Regions from separate parts of the Homo sapiens genome. Here region 2 is linked to region 1. Evidence: read pairs that join two places in POLR2A ChIA-PET (ENCODE). Cell type or tissue: OCI-LY7. All regions are shown on one strand. Region 1 overlaps TMCO1 (transmembrane and coiled-coil domains 1). Region 2 overlaps ALDH9A1 (aldehyde dehydrogenase 9 family member A1).

Region 1 (5,000 bases):
AAACCCGCTCTCTCCTAAAAATACAAAATTAGCCGGGCATGGTAGCGGGTGCCTGTAATCTCAGCTACTCAGGAGGCTGAGACAGGAGAATCACTTGAACTGGGAGATGGAGGTTGCAGTGAACCGAGATCATGCCACTGCACTACAGCTTGGGCAATAAGAGCAAGACTCCATCTCAAAAAAAAAAAAAACAAAAAACAAAAAAAAGAGAACAGGGAATGGAGTCCAAATTCCAAATGTTGGAATTAGCACACAAGGTTTTTTTGTTTTGTTTTTGAGACAGAGTCTTGCTCTGCCGCCCAGGCATGAATGCAAAGGCGCGATCACAGCTTACCACAAACCCGATCTCCAGGGCTAAAGCAATCCTCCCACTTAAGTCCCCATAACCCAGCAGCTGGGATTACAGGTACATGCCACTGTGCCCAGCTAATTTTTGTATTTTTTGTAGAGATGAGATTTTGCTCTGTTATCCAGGCTGGTCTTGAACTCTTGGGCTCTTGGTCTTGAACTCCTGCCTCAGCTTCCTAAATGCTGAACAGGCATGAGCCACCACACCAGCCCAGCAGACAAGGTTTTTAAAGCAGCTAAATAATTATGGACATAAAATATGGCTCATAATATATTAACAAACAAGAAATCTCAGGAAGGATGCCAAATAAAGCAAAAATTCTGAAACTGAAAAATATTACCTAAAATTCAAAAATCATTGGGTAGGCTTAGGGTTAACACAGATTAGAGGAGTCTGTGAACTTGAAGACAGATCAACAGAAATTATCCCATCTGAAGAACAGAAAAAAAAAAAGATTTAAAAAAATTCAACATAGCTTCAGTGTCCTGTTGGACAATACCCAAAATGACTAATATATAAGCAACTGGTGTTCCAGAAGAAGAAGAGAGAGAGAATGAGGCAGAAAACAGTTAAAGAAATAATGATTGAAATTTCCCTACATTTAATGAAAACCATAAGTCCTAGCAGGAAAAACTTTAAATAAAAATACTCTAGGCACATCACAGTCAAATTTCTGAGAACCAATCTCAAAGAGAAAATCTGAAAGTAGCTAGAGAAAAGTGACATTACTTACGAGGACACAAAGACATGAAGAACTTTTCAGAAACAATGGAGGCCAGAAAACAGTGGAAAGGCATTTAAAATGCTTAAAGGTTAAAACGAACAAAAAAGCCAAACCAGAATTCTATGTCCAATGAAAATATCCTTCAAGAATGAAGATAAAATAAAGATATTTTCAGATAAATGAAGATTAAGAGAATTTGTCACCAGCAGACTTGCACTATAAGAAGCACAAGAAAGAAAAATGAAATTCCTTAATGCTATACCATGAGGTGAAGATTCAGGCAATCCTTCTCAGTGACAAGCTTCACTTCCTGTTACAGCCCACCAACAGCTCTAGATTCAGTAGTCCCTATATCCATTACAAACGTTCATGCCTCCATGTTTCCTATGCCAAGAACACTTAAGATTGGAAAGCTGCCAGGCGTTCAGCACTTTGGGAGGCCACAGCAGGCAGATCACTTAAGGCCAGGAGTTTGAGACAAGCCTGGCCGACATGGTGAAACCCTGTCTCTACTAAAAATACAAAAATTAGCTGGGTGTGGTGGCATGCACCTGTAATCCCAGCTACTCAGGAAACTGAGATGGGAGAATTGCTTGAACCTGGGAGGTGAAGGTTGCAGTGAGCTGTGATTGCGTCACTGCACTCTAGCCGGAGCAACAGAACGAGACTCTGTCTCCAAAACAAACAAACAACAACAAAACAACCGAAAAACCAGGCCTATTTCTTTGCCAATGGCATTCATGGGAAAATCACGGTACAGTCTACAATTTGAGTTTCTGAAATCCTCATATTCTGACTATTCATTTCGCAGGCAACCATAGAGTCAATTCTTATGTAACCTAAGATCTTAAAAAGCAAATAAAACAACAACATGTAACCTAAGATCTTAAAAAGCAAATAAAACATGTGGAAATAGCAGGCTAATAAGGATTTTAGTTCAAAGGAAGAAGCATATATTCCATGATAACACTTCAAATGCTGTTAAGGCATTTCAGACTGGATATATTAATATGTTCATAATTCTCTTGTGCATAAGCTAACAGTGAGTAATAGGTAGAGAAACAATTTATAATTAATAAAACAAAAAGTATAAAGGTAGGTGACTTCTGTGATTTTTCCAAGCTTTAAGTATTTCAGACTATTTTTGTTTTTAGAATTTAAGTAATAAAATTATCTGCAAGATGACTATCACTGAGGATGCTGCAATAAGTAGTTAGAATTCAGCTGGGATCTTGGGGAAGACAACTATATACCAAAAGAACAGATCCTTCAAATACAACAGTTTTACATTAGCTATGCAATACTATAGTCCTTATAGACTTTTTTTCTCATGCGTGTCATGCAGAGAGAAGGCACTCTCTATGAACCAGGCAGGAAACAGGCCCTCACTAGACACTGAATTTGCATACACCTGGACAAGTGGAAATAAAAAGTGTTAGTATATATCCTCCTTAACTGAAAACAAACATATGAAAATTTTTTGTGTTTTTTGCTGCCCACCTCCCCCTCTTTTTTGTATTCAGCAAGCATGTTTCAGTAGGCTGTACCAGTCTAGGATCTGCAGATTTTCTTATTTTAACTTAATAGCATATACCGTACACTTCAGTTCTCCACAAAGCCTAAAATATTTGCTATCTAGACCTTTACAGAAACAGTTTGCCGATCCGCACTGAAAATGAGCTTTGCATTCCTGATAAAATAACTGACACACAACTCATCACATTTTTAGAAATAATTAAAAGGAGTGTAAAGACCAGCTTGAGTTGAACTTCCTAAATAATTTTTTTTTGAGACAGGGTCTGGCTCTGTTGCCCAGGCTGGAGTGCAGTGATGCAATCTCGGCTCACTGCAACCTCCACCTCCCGGGCTCAAGCAATCTTCCCACCTCAGACTCCCAAGTAGCTGGGAGTAGAGGCATGCACCACTATACCCAGTTAAATTTTTGCATTTTTTGTAGAGATGGGGTCTCACCATGTTTCCCAGGCTGGTCTTGAACTCCTGGGCTCAAGCTACCTGCTCGCCTTGGCCTCCCAAAGTGCTGGGATTACAGGTGTGAGCCACTGTGCCTGGCTCTAAATGATAATTCTTAACAACATTTATTTCATTTTGAAAACTCTACAGTTTTAGATGGTGACTTTTTGGTGCATCTAAGATTACTATTGATCCATCACAAGTAAAGTAACAAAATCTGCCTGAAATTAAAACAGAATGGGGCCGGGCACAGTGGCTCACGCCTGTAATCCCAGAAATTTGGGAGGCCCAGGTGGGTGGATCACCTGAGGTCAGGAATTCGAGACCAGCCTGGCCAACATGGCGAAACCCTGTCTCTACTAAAAATATAAAGGGTTAGCCAGGCATGGTGGTGGGTGCCTATAATCCCAGCTTCTTGGGAGGCTGAGGCAGGAGAATCACTTGAACCAGGGAGGCGGAGGTTGCAGTGAGCCGAGATCGAGCTATTGCACTCCAGCCTGGGTGATGGAGTGAGATTCTGTCTCAAAATAATAACAACAACAACAACAACAAACTCAGAATTGCTCTTTGTTGCTTAAAGTGAAATATATACATCGTGTGTTTTTATGTTTTACTTATTTATTTATTTTTTTGAGACAGAGTCTTGCTCTGTTGCCCAGGCTGGAGTGCAGTGGCGTGATCTTGGCTCCCTGCAATCTCCGCCTCCAGGTTCACACCATTCTCCTGCCTCAGTCGCCCGAGTAGCTGGGACTACGGGTGACCACCACCACGCCCAGCTAATTTTCTTTGTATTTTTTTTAGTAGAGATGGAGTTTCACTGTGTTAGCCAGGATGGTCTCGATCTCCTGACCTCATGATCCGCCCGCCTCGACCTCCCAAAGTGCTGGGATTACAGGCGTGAGCCACCGCGCCTGGCCCATCATATTGTGTTTTATTAAGATGTCAACCCAAGCCACAATTTTAAAATTTCAGACTTAACAAATTAAAGACCAATATTCCACAGAGATCAAAGGATCTGTGCTAAACCAAAAGAGATCTGTGTTGTCATTACCTTAGCTTTCACAATAAACTCCTGCTATGGTTTGAATGTGTCCCCGAAAAGTTCATGTGGTGGAAATGTAATCCCTCTGCCCTCATGAATAGATTAATGTCATTATCACTGGAGTGGGTTCCTTATCACGAGTGGCTTTGCTATAAAAGTGAGTTCTCTCTGGTTCTCGCTCTTGCCTTCTCACCATGTGATGTCCTCCACCATCTTATGATGTAGCAGGAAGGCCCTCAGTAGATGCCAGCACCATGCTCTTGGCCTTCCTGCAGAACTGTGAGCTAAATTGTCTTTATAAATTAGCCAGGCTGTGGTATACTGTTACAGCAACAGAAAATGGGCTAGGGCAGCTCTATTACAGAGACCATTTCAAAAATTTAAGTATATACCTCAGCTAAGCAAGAGTACAACTTATTGGTGGACATAATCATTTAGCTATTCAACAAACACCTCAAACTCAGCGTGTCTTCTAACCAACATACTCTTCTTTCTTCTATTCCCAGTCTCTTAGTGAAACTAGTCCCCATTTGGTCACCAAAATAAAAAACCTGAAAGTCCTCTTAGTTTTTCCTTTCTCCTTCACATTAAATCAATAACTAAGTTCAGCTGGTTTCCCCTTCTATTTATTTCTCAATCTTTTCCCATTCTTTTCATCCCTCTTTTCACTGTTATAGTTTATAACATAATGATTTTTTGCTACACTATTATAATAGTCTTTTGATATTTCTGTATTTTAGTCATGCTCCTCTTATAGCTAACCTTCACAATGCAGTAAGTGCCAGAAAATATGTGCCAGAAAAGGAAGCCTTAAAACTTGATTGTGTTTAAAAGGAAGAAGAGGGAGGCATTCAGAAATAAGGAAAAACAGAAGCAAAAAGTACATCTGAGTGAGTGTAACATGAAAACTATTA
Region 2 (5,000 bases), 64 kb before region 1:
TTTATAAAAGGTACGTAGAATAGTCAAATTCATAGAGACGGGAATTAGACTAGTGGTTACCAGAGGCTGAGGGGAGAGAGAAACAGAGTTATTATTTAATGGGGTACACAGTTTTCAATGTGGGGTGATGAAAAAGTTCTAGAGATGAATAATGATGATAGTTGTACACAACGTGAATGTATTAAATGTCACTGAACTCTACACTTAAAAATGGTTCAAAAAGGCCAGGTGTGGTGGCTCACGCCTGTAGTTCCAGCACCTTGGGAGGCTGAAGCAGGAGAATTGCTTGAGCTCAGGAGTTCAAGACCAGCATGGGCAACATGGCGAAATCTCATCTCTACAAAAAATACAAAAATTAGCCAGGCATGGTGCCACATGCCTATAGTCCCAGCTACCCAGGAGGCTGAAGTGGGAATATCACTTGAGCTTGGGAGGTTGAGGCTGCAGTGAGCTGGGATGATGTCACTGTACTCCAGCCTGAGCAACAGAGTAAGATCCTGTCTCCAAAAAATAAAAAAATAAAAAATAAAAAAAATACAAACACACACACACACACACACACACACACACACACACACACACGGTTAAATTGGTAAATTTTACATTAGGCTTTACCATACACACAAAAAAATCATCACAATATATAAGGAACTCACACTATTCAATTGCAAAAAAAAAAAAAAAAAACCTCTGATTACGAATGGGCAAAAGACCTGGATAGACATATTTCCAGAAACATACAAATGGCCAACAAGTTTATGAAAAGATGCTCCACATCACTAATCATCAGGAAAATGCAAATCAAAATCACAATGAGGTATCACTTCATATCTGTTAGCATGGTTATTATCAAAAAGATAAAAGATAACAAGTGTTGGTGAGGATGCGGAGAAAAGGAAATCTTGGTATACTGCTGGTGAGAATATAAATTAGTATAGGCTGCTCTGCCTATGGAGTAGCCATTCTTTATTCCTTTACTTTCTTAATAAACTTACTTTCACTTTATGGACTTGTCCTGAATTCTTTCTTGCACAAGATCCAAGAACCCTCTCTTGGGGTCTGGATCAGGGCCCCTTTGCAGTAACATCTTTCTGGCAAACCATGGAAGGGACAATACTGAGGAGATCCTCCCGACCCAAAAGAAATAGACTGCAGCACTGATTGGCCAACTCTGGATATCACCTTTTGTCGGAACTCAGAGTTATAAGCGACCCTCACCCTGACGCTTTCTGACTGAGCTCCTCTCTATCCTGAATACAAGAGACCCTAATAATTAGACAGGAATATCATTGCCCCTATTCAGCATGAAAAAGTTTACAGAAGATGGATCTTTGTCCCTCTGCAACCCTTAGGATTAAGGGTTCTTTTATAAAAGGGAGAGGGGAAATGTCACAGGTGTTTGAACTAGAGCAACTTCATCTTAAGTAGGGGCTGGGTAAAATAAGGCTGGGACGTACTGGACTGCATTCCCAAGAAGTTAGACATTCTAAGTCACAGGATAAGATAGGAGATCAGCACAAGATACAGGTCATAAAGACCTTGCTGATAAAACAAGCTGTGGTAAAGAAGCCAGCTAAGACCCACCAAAACCAAGATGGTGATGAGTGACCGCTGGTCGTCATTGCTGCTCATTATATGCTAATTATAATGCATCAACATGCTAAAAGACATACCCATCAGCACCATGACAGTTTACAAATGCCATGGCAACGTCATTTTACCCTATATGGTCTAAAATGAGGAGGCATGAATAACCCACCCCTTGTTTAGCATACGATCAAGAAATAACCACAAAAAGGGGCAACCAGCAGCCCCTGGGGCAGCTCTGCCTATGGAGTAGGCATTCTTTATTCCTTTACTTTCTTAATAAACTTCCTTTCACTAAAAAAAAAAAAAAAAAAAAAAAAAAGAATGTAAGTTAGTATAGCCATGAAGGAAAACAGGATAGGGGCTCTTTAAAAAATTAAAAATTGGCAGGGAACAGCGGCTCATGCCTGCAATCCCAGCACTTTGGGAGGCCGAGGTGGGCAGATCACCTGAGGTCAGGAGTTCGAGACCAGCCTGGCCAACATGGAGAAACCCCGTCTCTACTAAAAATACAAAATTAGTCAGGCGTGGTGGCACATGCCTGTAATCCCAGCTACTCAGGAGGCTAAGGCAGGAAAATCACTTGAACCCAGGAGGCGGAAGTTGCAGTGAGCTGAGATCGTGCCATTGCACTCCAGCCTGGGCAACTAAGTGAGACTCCGAATCAAAAAAAAAAAAAAAAAAAATTAAAAATAGAACCATCCTATGATTCAGCAATTCCTCTTCTGGGTATATACCAAAGGAAATGAAATCAGTAGCTTAAAGACATATCTGCACTCCCATGCTCAGTGCAGCATTATTCACAATAACCAAGATAAGGAAATAACCCCATTGCCAGATGAACGGATAAATTGTGATACATATTTAAAATCACACTGGGCATGGTGGCTCATGCCAGGCGTGGTGGCTCACGCCTATAATCCCACACTTTGGAAGGCTGAGGCGGGTGGATCGCCTGAGCTCAGGAGTTCAAGACCAGCCTGGCCAACATGGTGAAACCCTGTCTCTACTAAAAATACAAAAAAATTAACTGGGTGTGGTAGCGCATGCCTCTAGTCCCAGCTACTTGGGAGGGTGAGGCAGGAGAATCGCTTGAGCTCCAGGGGCGAAGGTTGCAGTGAACCAAGATCGTGTCACTGCACTCCAACTTGGGCTACAGAGTGAGACTCCATCTCGAAAAAATAATAATAATAAAATAAATTCACATTACGTCACAATTATTTTTAGTGCTCTCTCTCTCTCTCTATATATATATAAAGTATACATAGTACAGATTATGTAGAATATTCTATATATTTATTCTATATATTCTATACTATATGTATTCTTTGTGTGTGTATATTCATCCACACACACACATAGCAAAGAAAGCAAAGTACAAAAGAGTACCTCTAATGTGCTACCTTTTGTGTATGAAAGAAGAATAAGAAATATACAAGTACCTATTCATTTGTGGAAAAAGAAACACAGGAAGCAAAAACCAGAAACAAATCAGACTGGCTACCCACAGGAGATGGACAAAACTGGGTGGGAAGGAGGCACTGGAAACAGAGTACACAGGATGGGGAGCAGTAACACTTCTGAGTATCTGTTTTTGTAAAATTCTGATGTTTAGAACCATGTTTGTGTTTTGCCTAATCAAAATAAAATTTTAAAATCAGCAAGGATGGGGGAAATAAAACCCAAATGAATACAAACACAAACAAATGAATCTGTTATTTTAAATGAGTATCATAACCACACTGAAGGAGGGTGAAGGAAAGGTAGAACTGACCCAAGTAACTTTTGAACACAGTATTCTGACTATACTCTCACGCTGAATATAAAAACAACTGTAAAAAAATTCTGAGCTCTAATTAGAAGGTTTATTTTCCACAGAGGTATGGATTTACAAATCTGAAACTACTATTATTAGAATACTAAGTGTATTCTATGATGAGCAATTAGATAAACATTGTGGATAATGGGAGTCAAATTTCTTACTGTCAGAGAACAAATACAAATATGGAAAGGGAGAAGGCAGAAATGAACCCTGTGGTATTAGACTATAATTAAAGTATCTGGATGAACTTATTATTATGTAGACAGACAGATACAGAACTAGATATGTGCACAGACATATATACAAACATGTATTTCCCAGCACTGGCCTCTGAGAGGGCCTAGAAGCAATGATACACCAGTAGCAACAAGCACACCTGGCACTCAGATCTTGGTTTCTAAATACCATTTACCACTAAATGGAACCAGGGCTTTTGGTTGGTACTGCCGTCTTCCAGTAATTCACCAAAACGACAAACACAGGGAAAGAGAAGAATTACCCAATATATGTTCTCTAGGCCTTTTAGAAAACATGGAGTTGTTCCTTGGGCCACGTGCATGCAAATCTATAAGAAAGGCAATACTGTAGACATCAAGCGAACGGGTACTATTCAAAAAGGAATGCCCAAAAGCATTACCTGGGAAAAACTGGAAGAGTCTACAATGTTACCCAGCATGTTGTTGGCACTGCTGTAAACAAATTAAGGGCAAAATTCTTGCCAAGAGAATTAACGTGCACATTGAGCACATTAAGCGCTCTAAGACCCAAGATAGCTTCTGAAATGCATGAAAGAAGATGATCAGAAAAAGAAGGAAGCCAAAGAGAAAGGTACCTGGTTTCAGCTGAAGCACCAGCCTACTCCACCCAGGGAATCCCACTGTGTGAGAACCAACGGGAAGGAGCCTGAGCTGCTGGAACCTATTCCCTATGAATTCATGGCATGATAGGTATAAAAAAATAAAAGACCTCTGGACTGCAAAATTGTTTCTCTTTATTTAGTAGAGAAGTGTGGTGTCCTCTCCCCCAAAAAAATATTTAAAGCAGATTTTAATTGTGTCCTAACTCATTGTGTAATGTCTTTACTGTTCAGACTTAGTATTTTTCTTGCTGAAAGATGTGAGGTGGCTTATCGTGCAACAAATTACTCAACTGGTTAGAAAACAATCAGATATTATTTATGAAATACTTGTACTGGTTTGAAGATAGTCCTTCTAAATCATAAAAAAAAGTTTACAAAAAATAAAAAACAGGCCGGGCACGGTGGCACATGCCTGCAATCCCAGCACTTTGGGAGGCCGAGGCATTTGGATCACTTGAGCCCAGGAGTTCAAGACCAGCCTGGCCAACACAGTGAAACCCCGTCTCTACAAAAAATACAAAAATTAGCTGAATGTGGTGGTGTGCTACACTGGAGACTGAGGTGGGAGGATTGTTTGACCTTGGAGGGGCCGAGATTGCAGTGAGCCAAGAAAGCACCACTGCACTCCGGCCTGGGCAACAGAGCAGGACCCTGTCTCAAAAATTAATAATAAACAGATAAACAATAATGGAACCAGGCCTCCTTCAGAGAAATGGCTGGTTCCAGAGCACA

The links. Peaks named below come from ENCODE experiments on the same cell type or tissue, not always from the same donor. Only the 100,000 strongest peaks of a DNase experiment are listed, where the experiment ranks them.
Region 2: POLR2A ChIA-PET joins it to region 1 with 8 read pairs; 3 of 35 experiments call an interaction of 5 or more read pairs at or near these places.

Annotation. Positions count from the first base shown.
Region 1 is chr1:165,736,544-165,741,543 of GRCh38, forward strand. All of the region lies in intron 6 of TMCO1 (transmembrane and coiled-coil domains 1), which reads right to left. Among named protein-coding and RNA genes, the nearest start is that of TMCO1, 30 kb to the right of the region's middle. In OCI-LY7, no CTCF peak of the experiment used is centred here; a DNase peak (open chromatin) is centred at 2,448.
Region 2 is chr1:165,672,433-165,677,432 of GRCh38, forward strand. The region is part of intron 6 of ALDH9A1 (aldehyde dehydrogenase 9 family member A1); the gene reads right to left. It also overlaps the pseudogene RPL21P27. Among named protein-coding and RNA genes, the nearest start is that of ALDH9A1, 24 kb to the right of the region's middle. In OCI-LY7, no CTCF peak of the experiment used is centred here; no DNase peak of the experiment used is centred here.